Regions from separate parts of the Homo sapiens genome. Here region 2 is linked to region 1. The links are chromatin contacts, found by Hi-C or POLR2A ChIA-PET in ENCODE. All regions are on one chromosome and are shown on one strand. Each heading gives the region's core, a stretch centred on a gene start or an enhancer-like site at or near the end of the contact. The rest is flanking DNA. Distances are from core to core; before and after follow the strand shown.

Evidence for each region. Hi-C counts contacts between places; a loop is a spot of excess contacts on that map. ChIA-PET counts read pairs that join two places held with the same protein, here RNA polymerase II (POLR2A). Pooled maps may share reads with other maps.
Region 2: a pooled map shows a loop between it and region 1 (2.3-fold over the local background). The contact joins the enhancer-like site here to the promoter of FBXW4 in region 1. A Hi-C loop is called at or near these places in 2 of 50 pooled maps. POLR2A ChIA-PET finds 5 or more read pairs at or near these places in 3 of 52 experiments (H1, activated CD4-positive, alpha-beta T cell and naive thymus-derived CD4-positive, alpha-beta T cell).

What each region holds. Positions count from the first base shown.
Region 1 is chr10:101,691,717-101,699,458 of GRCh38, forward strand. It overlaps FBXW4 (F-box and WD repeat domain containing 4), which reads right to left and starts at 3,454. Exons shown (of 9, transcript NM_022039.4): 1 at 2,665-3,454. The coding sequence starts at 3,389. RefSeq lists an enhancer at 2,134-2,213 and silencers at 2,524-2,983, 3,264-3,313, 3,344-3,623.
Region 2 is chr10:101,898,098-101,905,839 of GRCh38, forward strand. All of the region lies in intron 23 of ARMH3 (armadillo like helical domain containing 3), which reads right to left. It overlaps LOC124902492 (a long non-coding RNA gene), which reads left to right and starts at 6,549. Exons shown (of 2, transcript XR_007062269.1): 1 at 6,549-7,742. RefSeq lists enhancers at 4,210-4,369, 4,369-5,032. Within about 2 kb of position 3,419, at least 3 of the 41 ENCODE cell types and tissues checked have a DNase peak (open chromatin) inside an H3K27ac peak, as active enhancers do.

The DNA.
Region 1 (7,742 bases), core at 2,204-4,703:
GGTTACAGTCACTTTAGACTTCTCTTATAGGTTAACTGATAATATTCTTTGAAAGAGTTATTCTCATGAGAAAGGAAGAGAATAAAAAACTATTTCTGCAGGTGACAAGACTGCATGCCCAAGAAGTCCCAAGGAACCATTATCATGAATACAATCATCCTAGAATAAAAAACCATCAAATTCAAAATTTACAAGAGTAGAGTAATCTTCTACATTCAGTAATACCCAGCCAGAAAACATACTGAAGAGAGTGTATTTGCAATAAAAACGAAATGCATAACATTTTCGGAAATACATAGGAGTAAGTGCAACAACAGATATGTAAGAACTTTATCATGAAAACCACAAAAGTCCTTGAAAAAGTACAGAATTTTTTTTTTTGACAGAGAGTTGAACAGAAGTGTAGAAGTGACACACACACATAAATCCAACAGGATAATCTTACCCTGACAGATTACTAGACTCTATCAAAAAGTAACAATATTTAAAATAGTATGGAAATGGAAAACTGTATCAGTGACACACAATGAAGAGTTCAGATATAGATCCAATATACACACATATATGTCTATGTGTATATACATGTGTATATTATATATAATATATATATAAACTTATTATATGGCAAAATAAGCTGTCCAAAACAAAGGAAAAGAGAATTACTTAACAAAGTTGTAGACAACAATAGTAAGTTGAATTCACCTCTTGCACCAAAAGTGATATTGATGAAAGTGTTAACTATTAAAAAATTAAATTAGGCCAGGCGCCATGGCTCATGCCTGTAATCCCAGCACTTTGGGAGGCCGAGGTGGGCAGATAACCTGAGGTCGGCAGTTCGAGACCAACCTGACCAAGATGGAGAAACCCTATCTCTACCAAAAATACAAAATTAGCTGGGTGTGGTGGTGCATGCCTGTAATCCCAGCTACGCAAGAGGCTGAGGCAGGAGAACCGCTTGAACCCAGGAGGTGGTGAGCCGAGTGCACACCACTGCACTCCAGCCCGGGCAACAAGAGTGAAACTCCGTCTCAAAAAAAAAAAAAAAAAAAAAATCAAATTTGTAAGAAAACCAGTGGGAAACAGATTTATCAGGTCTGTGGAGGAATTATAAATTTCTCAGCTTTGGGGAGAAAAAGAGAAAAAAATCACAAAAGACTGGCAGAGCCTAATAAAGTGTAAAACAGTAAAGTAAAATGAATTGACTGGGAAAAATATCTGGATCAAAGATGACAGACTAGATTCTAACATCTAAGACCCACAAAGATTCCAAATTTATAGGAAAAACAAGAAGACCCCAGTAATAAATGGGCAAAGAGTGGGAAGAGACAGTCTCCCAGGTGAAACAAACACATGGGAATATATTTATCCCAGCCAGTGGTAAAAGAGATGCAAAATAACACAACTTTGGTACCTTAAATGACCACTAAAGTGGCAAAGATTTTCTAAATTCTCACATAAAATTTGTTCACTCTGTGCTGGTCCCACTATAATTTGGTACAGCACCTCTGCAAACCATAACCTTTGCTATAATGCCACCTTGAGACTTTATCCTAAGGAACTGATTTTTAAAAAATATGTATGGTAATGACATGTGACTTATATTTCAGTAAAGCTGTTACTCAAAAATGCATTATTTCATTATTATCTATAATAACAAAAAGCTGAACACTACATGTAAGTTTAATAGTAGAGGGATGTTCTTTAATCTCATTATGCGACAGCCCACAAACATTTACTATGTACCTATTCTGTTAGGATCAGTAAGATAGCAATTATATGTGCAACTGAAAAGGTTTTTAAATGAAAATAATTGTCTAGAGGTGATGGTATTATGGCTTTTTATGTTTTTAAAAACGTTATTTAATGTTGTCATAATGTACTAGAAAGAACTACTTTTTAAAAAATGGGTGGAATAGGGGGCAATCTGAAAGCTCTTATTCCCCCAATTCCCTACATGTTTTTTCCTTCCTATTTAACAGTTTAAGTGGTTCAGAAAAGTTTTTCATTCACAGGTCTCAGACCCTACCAAAAACAGGCCAAATTGCAATACCATGTCTTGTACACATCCTGGACAGACTCCAGCCTCCTGCCTCAAGCAGGCCCCCTTTTTCGTGTCGCTCTGCCTATATGAAGTCATAAACTATGGCTGAACACTGGGACCGAGGGCTTCTCTTAAGGTCCGAGCCCTGAAGCTTAACAACCTTTAGAAAAGGGTAGGGAGGATGAAAGATGAAAGTCCACAAAAATTTATGATAGACCACTTAAGGAACCTGAGTCCTAGACCTGGACTCAAGGAATCGTCCAAAGCACCGTACCAGACTGGCTCCTCTGGGGCGAAGGAACCGGGGCAGCTAAACCTCTGCAAAAACACACAATCGAAAGCTGTAGGGAGTGCCTAAGATGGCTAATTGTGAGGAGCGGCCCACCCGGGAGGGTGCCTACTGAGGGATGCTCTCGGGAGGCTGCCTCAGATGGAGGCCTTGGGGAGGAGGGGCAAAGGGGTCCCCGAGAGTGCTCGGGAAAGGGTGTAGGCGGAGGTCAGGTGTAGGCCTAGAAACTCGGGGTGCGACACGACCCTGGGCCGACCAGGCCGCGGCGCCCCGCCCTTTCCCGGGACGCGGGGCCGGCTCGGGGCGGGGAGCGGGCGGGCGAGCGGACGCTTACAGGTCGGTGCCGAGCCGCGTGAAGCCGGAGTTGAGCGAGGCCCGGGCTATCCGGCGCCAGAGCAGATCGCAGCTGGTGAAGCGCCGCAGCCAGCGGCACACCTGGGCCAGGCGGCCGAGGGCCCGCATGTCCAGGTAGGAGCAGATGAGCAGCAGCAGCTCCTCCGGCAGGCGCCAGAGCGCAGGCCCCGCGGCCGGGCGGGCAGCCGACTCCCGAGCCGCCTCCTCCTCCTCCTCCTCCTCCCCGGCCGCCGCCGCCATGGCCACCCCTGTCCCCGCGATGTCGGCCCAAGCCTGACCCCCTCGTCCCTGTGCTCTTCCCGGCCTGGCGCCCTCCCGCCGCCTAGCCCTGACCCTCCATTCCTCCTTCTTCCCATACTCTCTTCCTTGTGCCTCCTTCCCGGCCCCTGCGCTCCCCTCGACTCCCTTGACGATGCCTCTCGCCCCTTCCTCCACGCTTCTGCCTCCCTCTGCTTCCTCCCTTGGGCATGCCCTCGCTCCCGCGTCAGCCCCCGGCCCGGCTGCCTCCTTCGCCGTCTGCGGCCCGGGCTTCCCTTCCGCCCCGCTTCCTCTTCCGCCTTGCCCCGCTCTCGCTTTTCCCTTCCCCTTCCCCTTCCTTCGCTTCCCCCTCGCCACCCTCCCTTCCTGCAGCTTCCTCGCCTCTCCGCCCTCGCCCTCGCCGGGCCCGCCGTTCCCGGGGGGCCCCGAGCGGCCCTGGCTGCCCATGAGCGGCCGCGGGGCCGGCCCGACGCGGAGCCCAGCCCGAGCCGCCACCGCCGCCGCCCCGGGAGGAGGCGACACCATGTCGGACCGGGTCACATGGGGCGGCGCGGGCCGAGCCCTGGGCACGCCCCTCACACCTGCAGCCTTGGAGCCACTTCGGGGTGCGGGCTGGGGCCGGGGCGCTGACACCACCCCCGCATCCCCGAGAGCGCTTGGTGGAAGCACAGGAGTTCGCGCTGCAAACACGTGAGGCCGGTTTCAGGGCCCTGCCTGAGGCCACAAGAGGACCCGCTGCCCTCAGGAAGCGGCCATTTGGAGCACCTGCCCTCAAGAAGCCCCTAGTTGGGTGGCCTTGCCCCTCTAGAAGCCCTCCTCTTCCTCGAGTGATGCCTCCTTTCCACGGGCCACATGTGAGGGCCCAACGAATCTGCAGCCCTAGAAGTTGACAGGTTCCATAGCTTAGGTTCTCACACAGGCCCGGAAGCACGGTCCTGGCGTGAGCTTGGGTGTTAGACGTATTTGGGGATTTGCAGTCTTCTAGATCCTGAGTCCATAACTTCAAAAACAGTCATGTATCAGGAAATGGCACAGCTAGGGCTTCTTATCAGTCACCACCCAAGTGCAAGTGGATTCTCCAAGGACTCAGCATCCATTCTTCATACCACCCATTCGATTCACATGGCATTAATCTGAAGGGAGAGCTACTGAGGTCTAGACCTGTGCTGTCCAACAGTGTCCTCCCTCGTCACATGTGGCTGCTGAGCATTTGAAATGTGGCTAATACAAATTGAAATGAGCTATAAGTGAGAAATGCACACCAGATTTTGAAGCCATACAAAAAAAAGAATGCAAAATATCTCATTAATAATTTTATATTGATTACGTGTTGAAGTGTTAATATTTTGGATACGCTGTATTGGGCTAAATACAATATATTTTAATGTAACTACTAGAAAATTTAAAATTATACATGGGACTTGCATTTGTGGCTCGGGTTATTTTTCTATTAGCATTGGGCTAGGCAGTAAAACTTGGAGGAGGGGAGGAAGATGCCAATTTCTGTCTGTTTATCCTGTACTCCAAATCCAGGTAGGAAGGATTGGAGAGTTTTCTTTTGTACTTATCTACATCTTAACACTCATTTTCAGGGAGCAGGGAAGAATAAAAATTGACCCTGAAAATTATTCAACACCTAGCATAGCCAAAGAGAAACCTAGGGAAGCAACTACATTGTATTATGGTGCTGCAAGAAGCATCATGTAACAAGGTCAGACCGGAATCTGGCTTTGCCCTAGAATTACTTTTTGATCTTAGCAAAACAACAACAAAAAGCCCCACCTATCTTGGCCTTTTAGTGTTCTCAATCTGTAGTGGAGATAATGCCTCTGCCTTACTTTCGAGGGATAAATGAGATGATCCCTGTAAAATGCTTTGAACTCCTCTAAGAAAATTCTTAATAATAGTTACAGGTCAAATCCTGTTACAAAAAAATGCCATCCCTCCCCCTCTCCAAATGCAACAAAGACTTTGTGTAGAAAACGATTTCCAAACTCAAGGCAGTGGTTTATTGAAAGCACTATTTTATAGATTTCAATGCGGCCAAAGAATTTAAGCCATGTTTTAGAGATCATTATAAAGAAATTTACTTATTCACAGGTACCATACTGTTAGAAGACTACTAAGGCAGGAATACTTCACATTTAGGTGATGTCATGAGTTCAATATTTATTGATTTTGCTACATTTGTGTACTATGAGCGAATCAAGAAGGAAGACAAATGATATAGCAGGAATATGGTTCCTGCATTTTGTGTTTAGATTTGTGTTAGAGATGTTTGTAATTTCTTACTGTTTGAGTACTTAACTCATTCAGGATACATAGTAAAGCTGAGTAGTTCATCTATATTCTATCTCATTTTTAGTGGAGGCACTAAAACTTCTTTAACCCAACATAAATCAGGATTAAAATCCATAATCATGCAAGTGTAATTTACTTTATTTTCATTAATGGAGAATTTTTTTTTGAGACAGAGTCTGGCTCTGTCGCCCAGGCTGGAGTGCAGTGGCGCAATCTCGGCTCACTGCAAGCTCCACCACCCGGGTTCACGCCATTCTCCTGCCTCAGCCTCCCGAGTAGCTGGGACTACAGGCGCCCGCCACTATGCCCGGCTAATTGTTTTGTATTTTTAGTAGAGACGGGGTTTCACAGTGTTAGCCAGGATGGCCTCGATCTCCTGACCTCGTGATCCGCCTGTCTCGGCCTCCCAAAGTGCTGGGATTACAGGCATGAGCCACCTTGCCCGGCCTTTTTCTTTTTTTTTTTTTTTTGAGACGAAGTCTCACTCTGTTGCCCAGGCTGGAGTGCAGTGGCGCGATCTCGGCTCACTGCAAGCTCCGCCTTCCGGGTTCACGCCATTCTCCTGCCTCAGCCTCCCGAGTAGCTGGGACTACAGGCACCCGCCACCACGCCCAGCTAATTTTTTGTATTTTTAGTAGAGACGGGGTTTCACCATGTTAGCCAGGATGGTCTCGATCTCCTGACCTCGTGATCCGCCCGCCTCAGCCTCCCAAAGTGCTGGGATTACAGGAGTGAGCCACTGCCCCCGGCCCTCATTAATGGAGAAATTAAAGCATCATTTAGCGGTCATCATTAAAGCGGCCGGGCGCATCATTAAAGCGGCCGGGCGCGGTGGCTCACGCCTGTAATCCTAGCACTTTGGGAGGCCGAGGCGGGCAGATTGCCTGAGCTCAGGAGTTCAAAACCAGCCTGGACAACACTGTGAAAACCCGTCTCTACTAAAAAATACAAAAAAATTAGCCGGGCGTGGCGACAGGCGCCAGCTACTGGGAAGGCTGAGGAAGGAGAATTGCTTGAACTCGGGAGGCGGAGCTTGCAGTGAACCGAGATCGCGCTACTGCACTCCAGCCTGGGTGAGAGAAAAAAAAAAAAAAAACATCAAATCATCCTCTTTCACATTCAAACTAGAGATCAGGTAAACTCTTAGCCTAGAATTTGTAATGTAATGATTTCCAAAAAAGTCAACATACTCACTATGCAGGAAAAAAAGCAAAGCCAAAATGGAAAATTGGCATATAATCTGTTATTTGGTGGTGATGTGTGTCCCTAAATTACCAAACATGTGATAAAGAAAACAACAAAGAAGAAAACCTTTAGCCTTAGCTCAGAGAAGCAGCTAGAATATTTCATCAACTCTCCCTTTCCCTGCCAACAAAGAAAAATCCAATTTGGGATGTAACCAAACTTAAAAATTGTATCATAAAATTTACTTTTAAAATTCTTTTTTGGGATAGAGTGTCAAAAATAAAAAAGCAACTGAAAAGATGTGGCTGAAAAGATGAGTTTGTAATAAAAGTAAATGCATGTCTTCATGAAGGACCTGAATAGCATTTTTCTATCAAAGAAAATAAATATATTAATACTCAGAAAAGAGGAAGGTAGAAAGACTTTGGTGGACTTGACCATCTTTTTTTTTTTGAGGCAGAGTCTCACTCTGTTGCCCAGGCTGTAGTGCAATGGCGAGATCTCGGCTCACTGAAACCTCCGCCTCCTGGGTTCAAGTGATTCTCCTGCCTCAGCTTCCTGTGTAGCTGGGATTACAGGCACCTGCCACCACGACCAGCTAATTTTTGTATTTTTAGTACAGACGAGGTTTCACCATGCTGGCCAGGCTGGTCTTGAACTACCAATCTCAGACCATCCACCCGCCTTGGCCTCTGAAAGTGCTGGGATTACAGGCATGAACCACCCCGCCCGGCCCAGAACATCTTTAAGTAAAAGTCATCAACTCCCTTGAAGTTCAGATTCAGGAATCATCATGAAATAAGGCAGGGAGGTGAAATCTACCTTTGTTTTCATAAAGCTTTTTTATTTAAAAAATTAATTTATAGATTAATAAACTGAAAACAGTGGACACAATATTGGCTGGGTGTGGTGGCTCATGCCTGTAATCCCAGCACTTTGGGAGACCGAGGCAGGCAGATCACCTGAGGTCAGGCTTGTCTGCCTGGCCAACATGGTGAAACCCTGTCTCTACTAAAAGTACAAAATTAGCCAGGCGTGGTGCCGCACACCTGTAGTCCCAGCTACTAAGGAGGCTGAGGCCAGAGAATCATTTAAACCTAGGAGGCGGAGGTTGCAGTGAGCTGAGATTGCACCACTTCACATCAGCCTGAGTGACAGAGCGAGATTCCATCTCAAAAACGAACAAACAAAAAAAAAAACTTAAGACATAATATAAATTTCATAATTTTGTGGGTATTTAGAAACACTAACATTAATTTACCTTTTTTTTTTTTTTAGACAGCGTCTCACTCTGTCACCTAGGCTGGAGTGCAG
Region 2 (7,742 bases), core at 2,169-4,668, 210 kb after region 1:
GACCAGGCACGGTGGCTCTCCCCTGTAATTCCAGCACTTTGCGAGGCTGAAGTGGGAGAAGTGCTTAGCTCAGGAGCACAAAAAAAAAAATTTTTTTTTTTTAAAATTAGCTGGGCATGGTGACATGTGCCTGTTGTAGTCCCAGCTACTCAGGAGGCTGAGATGGGAGGATGATTTGAGCCAGGGATGTCAAGGCTGCAGGGAACCATGATCACACCACTGCGCTCCCTAGCCTGGGTGACAGAGCAAGACCCAGTCTTAAGAAATAAAAAAAAAAGAAGAAGAAAAAGAAAATGTGGATTCCTCCTCATATCCAATATAAAGCTAAAGCAAATCCTCCAAAATGCAATCTCCCATGGACAGAAGCATCTACGAGTCTTTAATGAAACAATAAATAAATAGTTTCATTCAGAAGCTCAGAACATGGCGATTGTTTCATTACTGAGATACCTGAAGGAAGCAGGCTATCTCTAAAAGCTGCTATGTACATCTTTCAGGCAGAACAGGGAAAAACAAGCAAAAGTTGTTTTTGTAACTCTCATTCCAAGGAAGGAGGAAACATAACTGTTATACTCAATACGCGCACACGCGCACACACACACACACATATATGTATGTATATGAAGATTCTTGAAGGTTTCACCCTAAAACTACTCTTATAAGACTACCAGATTTACATTAACGAGTCTGATTGTGGGTGAATTTCTCAAGCTTAGTAAAAAATTTGGATCTTAAGCTCCAACCTCATTAAGAGCTGTAGCCCTGTATTTTCAAATGCTTACTAAATATTTACACCTGGATGTCTTGCTTTTGTTTACCTGGATCTCTTCACATAGAATGTTATCACCACTAAAAAGCCTAAGTCATCTTTTTCCTTGAAGGCCCAGTTAAAATACCATTGCTTCCCCGAACAACATGGTTCATACAGAAAACAGCAAGGCTTTAGAGAAAGGAGATTTGAAAAAATCTGGATTCCTCCACTTATTAACTGTGTGACTTTGGGCAAGAGACCAACCTCTCTGAGTAGTAGTTTCTTTGGTTGAATTTCACTTCCAAAACTTTCCTCTCTGTTTTCCTGTATACCATCTAACTAGCCCTAAGGAATTTTTTTTCCCCCAAGGCAGCTTCCCTTTTCCTAGACCAGTCCAGTGATATACTACTATGCAATATACTACAGAGTATGTTCTCAGGTATCTGAGATTAAAGACAAGAAAACCATCATATTCGTAATTGCTTTTACCTGGGAAACCTTCAGGCATACAGGTAAAATACTGGCTTTTGAGAAGGGGTAAAGGTATGACTGAGTGTATGTGGCAGTAGTTAAAATGGTTCATCTGAGGTTGAGTTATTTAATTTTAAACTAACATTTCTTTCACCTTCAGAATTGCCTCACAGACTCCCATTTCATGCAGTACTAAGCTTCCTTCTTCATGGAGTCAATGAATCTTCAGCCCACCCAAATCACCAACAACAAAAAAAGCAATTTCCCTTGATGCCTGTTAACAGAAGTGCATTACAAGCCTCAAAGACTCTGCTGATTAACATTAAACAAAATAAAACCTCAAGTAAGAATACCTTCTAACCTTTTCACTTTGAAACTATCTAATCAAAACATCAGCAACTGACCTGTTAGGATTATCCTTCTAACTTACCCCCTAAGGTTTAGGTCTTAACCCTTTCAGGACAATTATTTCCCTCCATAAATTATACTACTGTCCCTGTGGCCATTCTTTTCAGGACCAAAGACACAAAAATGGAACCTTAGTTAGTATAAAAGGCATTTTGACAACCAGCAAGAAGGATAAACTACTGACCAGTGCATCTAGTTGCTTACTTTACCCAATGATCCAATGTAAATGGAGAAGAATGAACCACAAGTGTTGAAAGAACCACAAAAGTCAAATGGACCATCTACATTTCCATAAAAGGCATCATCACTTAATCCATTCCCCTTATGTCTACTTTTTATTAAATCTTTCAATAAATGAAAAGAGGCTCCAAAACTTTCCTAAACATAAAACACCTATAAGATTATCCTATCGTTGCTCAGATCCATCACTCTGTGCTTCTGACTACCTTACTCTGTTCTCTAGTGGCAGGTCCGAAGTTACTGGCAGAGTTCCTGGGGCTACAGAATGAAAACCTCTAATAATCTTTGGAATTGGTTTTCCTATTTCCCTTTTCCTGGATTTCCTATTTCCAGAAGCAAGGCTCCTCTACACGCTCAGAAATGCCAAATGAATATAAAGGAACAAAATGGCCTATAAGAAAATGTGTATTAGATGTTCTGTCCCTTTTCAGAACATAAGAAAATCCTAACACATACCTAAGAGGAATTCTGAAGCACTGGAGATAAGCTCAAAACCCCCAAAACTGATCTAATTTTGATTAATGGTGAACATTCCAATCTCTTGAATATGAATTAAGAACTTTTTAAAAACTGGCATGAGACAAAAACCTGAAATATTTTAATTACACCTCATTCCCATTAGCCCAATTAATCAATTTATTATAAGACACTTAAATTTTAAGCATGGGAGAGCAAGAAAATGAGCAATTGACTAGTCTTCTTTTCCCGTCACTTCAAAAATAAAGGCGAATTGGCTGGTCACAGTGGCTTATGCCTGTAATCCCAACACTTTGGGACGCCCAGGTGGGAGAACTGCTTGAGGCCAGGAGTTCAAGAGCAGCTTGGGCAACATAGTGAGACCCCCATATCTACAAAAAATTTTTTTTAAATTAGCCAGCATAATGTGCACACCTATAGCCCTAGCCATTCATGAGGATGAGGCATGAGAATTGCTTGAACCCAGGAGTTTGAGGTTACAGTGAGCTGTGATCATGCCACTGTACTCCAGCCTGGGCAACAGAGCAAGACCCTGTCTCTAAAAATAAAGGGAAATTATTTTAGTGGATCACATGCTAGACTGAGGAAGGAGGGAAATATTCTGTGGATCCCATGCCAGTTAGAGAAAAAGAGGCATATGAATCCTAAACTAGACTAGATGAGCCATACATAATACCTCAGTGGTGGAGGAGGAGGATCTCATGTGCACAAAGGAGGAAGAAACCTGTCAAGATTTCCCAGTGGTCCAGTGTGGGCCATATGGATTCCATACTAGATAGCAGTGGTCCTGATGTTCACATACAGGAGAGATGAGAGGGTGGGCCATATGGATCACGTACTGGTTTTCAAGTACTCCAGGAAAAGAATGAAATTAAAAGACACGGAAACAGGCTTATACTCCATCCCAGGGGGACCTTTTAGAACTCCTCAGGAAAGGCAATCAGCAAGTCTGCCAAAGTAATTAAGCAAACGAACATTTACCATAAAGCCCACATCAGTTAAGTGAACAAAGATGAATCTTATTACAGTGCACTGTCAGCTCTGAGCCTGCAGGTGCTAACCACTGAGACGTGGCGTTACTCGGCCCTAGCTGCTCACCCACCCACTGTGACAGAGAGCTTCGCCCTTCTCGTCAGCTCTGAAAAAGCAGGCTGCTTTCACCTGCTCCAGCACTGACTTATGTTGCTTTCAGACAGACCCTCACAGAGATGGCTTCCTATAAGAAGCCTGGGTGTGGATACTGTGGCAGGTGGTAGGGTTGGCTACAGAAGGGAGGCTTGAGAGGTAGAGAGGATGGGAGAAAGCAGGGGGGCTGGGTAGCAGTTATGTCAGTGAGGTAAAGAAAATGGGATAGTTTGGTAAATCAAGAAGTAAATAAAGAATAAACAAGCTGCCCAAAGTATTGAACCGTTCTGCCTAAGTGAAGTTGATAGTCTCTCTGAAAAGGGAAGAAGTTAAAACTTCATTGCAAAATAGTTTCTCCTCAAGGAAAGAAATATTACTAGGGAACATCGCTTTTCTAATGTTAATGGCAGCCTCAACATCAGCTTTATTAATGAGTTAGCACCAAAGCTAACAGGGTCAGATTTGTTGAGACCTAATCAGTATCTATTATTTAACAAAATCCACTGCTTGCTAGAATAAATGAATACTTATCAATTATCCTAAGATTTACAAATGGCACTTGAAGCACCTTTTGGCCCTATTTCTTTCTGCAAATAATTTTGAGAGTCAAAATGAAAGCCCCAAATTGACCAAATGCCAACCAACTACATCAGAGACCCAGAAAGCTTTTATTCAACAGAAACTCTCACAAGGGGAAGGCTGTTAAGAGTAGCTGTGAGACAAATTCAAAAAATCATATAACTAGTTTAAAAAGCCAAAGACCATATGTCTATTACTCAGAGGAACAGATATGAATAGACAGAAGTAGGTAAGGTCCCTGTGTCCAGAAACCGATACATCTCTAACTTATTATGGAGAAGAAATCCTAAAGACATTGCTGGGAGACAGATACAACCAACCAACTGAAGAAATGTCACTTGTGGCACTTCTGGGCTGGGCTTGTGACAGAAAATGATGTTGGAGGTCTCACAGCAGATGCACGCACAGGCACTCATACGTGCGCACTTCTCTTCAGGTCTAGAACAAGAGCAAACAAAGAGCTGTGGTAGAAAGTGATTTGCAACCTTACTTTCTACCACAGCTCTTTGTCTGCAACAGGGCCTGCAGTTTCCTTACATTCAAAGGCAGCGGGAGGTGGGAAAAGGAGGGGAAACTAGATGACTGCTACTCAGAACCAAGCAGCGCTGCCCAGGAGAGGACTTAATGGGAGGATAAATTTGGGGCCTGATTCTTTGACGGCACCTCCAGTAATAGCTAGTAAAGCAGGGGGTGAGAGCCAGCTCCAAACATTCATCATAATAGTGCAACAAGATGAAGGTCTTTAGGGGAGAGTCGATGAGATTCCAGAGTAAGAAAATGAAGCCCATGCGGAGGGTGAGGCGGTTGGCTCTGGCAGATTGTCTCCACAGGAGGCTGGTATAATTGTTTTATGCTCACAAAGAGGTTATTAGCTGCCATCTCTTCAATATACCAGAAAGAGCAGTAAGTTTTCTTCCTCCTGAAAGGTGACGCTACCAAAAGGAGAAATTTAGTTTTAAAGTAATTAAAGAACTTTGTTTATGCTATAAGCACTGTTTTAGAAACAGAACTTCTATATTTTCTCCTCTCTTACTCTGCAAATTGACTGCTTTCTCATATAGTCAAGGAATCTCTGTCCCTAGAAGGAAGTTCTACAGTATCTGAAGCTAAAGGTTTGCCAGCACTGCCAGTGACTCTTGATAATTCAGTTTGTTTGACAAACATATGAATACCTATCATGTGCAGGCACTACGCTAGGCAATGAAGGTTGTGAATAAAATAAATCCCAGAGATCAAGGAGTTCATAAATGGAAAAGACACACACGACAGACAGATAATTTCATTATGATGTGGTAAAGGCTAAGGCAGACAAAGAGTAGACAAAAGGTATCATGGAAGCACAGAGGAGGGGTGCTTAGCCCAACCTGCAGGCTTAGAAAGGACATTCTGAAGGACAGGGTGCTTGAGCAGAGTCTCAAAATATGAATTAGTTTATAATTAGGCAAGGAAAGGTGAGAATGTGTGGGCACATTTTCTTACAGGGAAGGAGACTGATACCGAACTTTTACTAAATCAAACAAAAGAAACCTTACTAGTTAAAAATTAGGTTCATGCCTTCAACAAATAGTCAAATTTTTCCAGTAAACTAAAGATAAAAGTTATAGCTTCCTTTCCCAGTGTCTCATTTTAAATATTTTCCATCTAAGGGGAAGCAGGACAACTTTTGTGAAAGCCACAAGACCTCTGCCTGTTGGGGTCCTGTTTACACCTGTTTGCTCAGTACTGACTCAAAGATGCTCATGGAGACAGGCCAGGGCAGGTTCTCTACCTCTTCTCCCCTAAACTAACTGTAAACACAAAGCAGTTTTCTAAGTTGGAGGCAGGTCTTTCAGGCTCCCATGGGAGTAGATGGATCTCAGCTGTGCCGTGCCCGCCCTCTGCGGCTGTCAGTCTCCAGCTGGTGATGCAGCTGTTCCACTTAAAGCCACACTGAAGCCTCCAGTCTCTGATCTCCACCAAACCACACTGACGACACTAAATGGCTTGGCTTTGCAGCTGCCTGTTATAAGAGTGTCCTTGGTTCTCTTTTGGCTTATAAGATTAATAATATACATTTGGGAAGGTCCTCAGTGAGAAACACAGAAGAGAACCTTTAATGCCACGAAGAGCCTGAGCAAACACCTTACCGCCAAGAGCAGTAAGGCGTCCAAACACCTACACCAGTGGCATGTGAAACAGCCCCAGAACACACACACATTCCCTCAGCAGGGCCTCTAGCTTACATAAATGACAGCAACACAGCACTCAGCCAGTGAGGAGTTTTTTTTAAGGCAGCCTTAAAATCCCTTATAATTCAGTGAATCTGCAAAGATAAAAATAGCACTAATTACTTTGACTTGTTACTTAAAAAAAGAAAGAAAAACAATGCATAATGCTATCAATAATTTACTTCAAAGTGGCTTTAGTTGTCTCAAAGCCCCATTTTGGATAATTAAAGCCTTTCGGCCGTCTTCCTGTTACTCTGGAGGGAATTGGAAGTCAGTAAATTCTACAGTGTTGGGATTAAAAAAAAAAAACTCAGTTGGCTGGGCATGGTGGCTCATGCCTGTAATCCCAGCACTTTGGGAGGCCGAGGCAGGCAGATTACGAGGTCGGGAGATTGAGACCAGCCTGGCCAACATGGTAAAACCCTGTCTCTACTAAAAATACAAAAATTAGCTGGGTGTGGTGGTGTGCACCTGTAGTCCCAGCTACTCAGGAGGCTGAGGCAGGAGAATCACTTGAACTCGGGAGGCAGAGGTTGCAGTGAGCCAAGATCACGCCACTGCACTCCAGCCTGGGGACAGAGAGAGACTCCATCTCAAAAAAAAAAAAAAAAGAAAGAAAGAAAAAACAACTCAGTTCATCACTGAGAAAGGGACTCTAACAATTTCAAAGCATACTTCCTGGCTATACTGGATTAATCCAGGAGCTATTAAGACTATATTTCCTATTGTCTGTTAAGATCTGAAGCAGACTTTTATAACGGGGCTCCACAGACACATTTGGGAAACACAATCAGAAGCAAAGTCCTATAGGACTTCTTAGGCATCTCAATATCCATTTCTGTAGCTTAAGACCTCAGGTCAGGTGATGATTCTGGAAGACAATGATGGCAATGTAAAGGCCTTGGAAGATTAAATCATTCATTCTGCTATCCACCCATTCACTCAACACTTATCGTAACATATTGGATTGTGCTGGGGCAGGAATTACGGAAGTAAAAAAGTCATGGTCTCTGTCCATTTAGTGATGGACAGACATGTAAACAACCATACCACAATGTGATAAATGCTACAAGAGAGAAATGTACAAAACCCTTTGGCAATGCAGGTGTGAATCATTCTCTCTCAAAGAATCCAGGAAGCTTTCAAGGAAGGTTACATCTGGGCTAGATTTTGAAGCATAAACAGAATTTTGGTAGGTGAAAAGTGAAGAGGGAAGACATTCTAGGTAAAAGCATGTGCAGAGGTATGAAATTTGAGACTCTATGGCCAAGTCTAATTGGGACAGATCTTAGGATAGATGGGAGAGTGACAACAAATAAGGCTAGAAAGGTAGGTTGGGATCAAATGTCATGCAAAAAGGTCTGGACATTATCCTATCCCTATCAATGATGAAGAATCAAGCAAGACTTAAAATCTGGTGGTTTCCTAATGAAATATTTCAGATGTACAAAAAGGTGCAAAAAAGAATACGCTGAATGCTTATA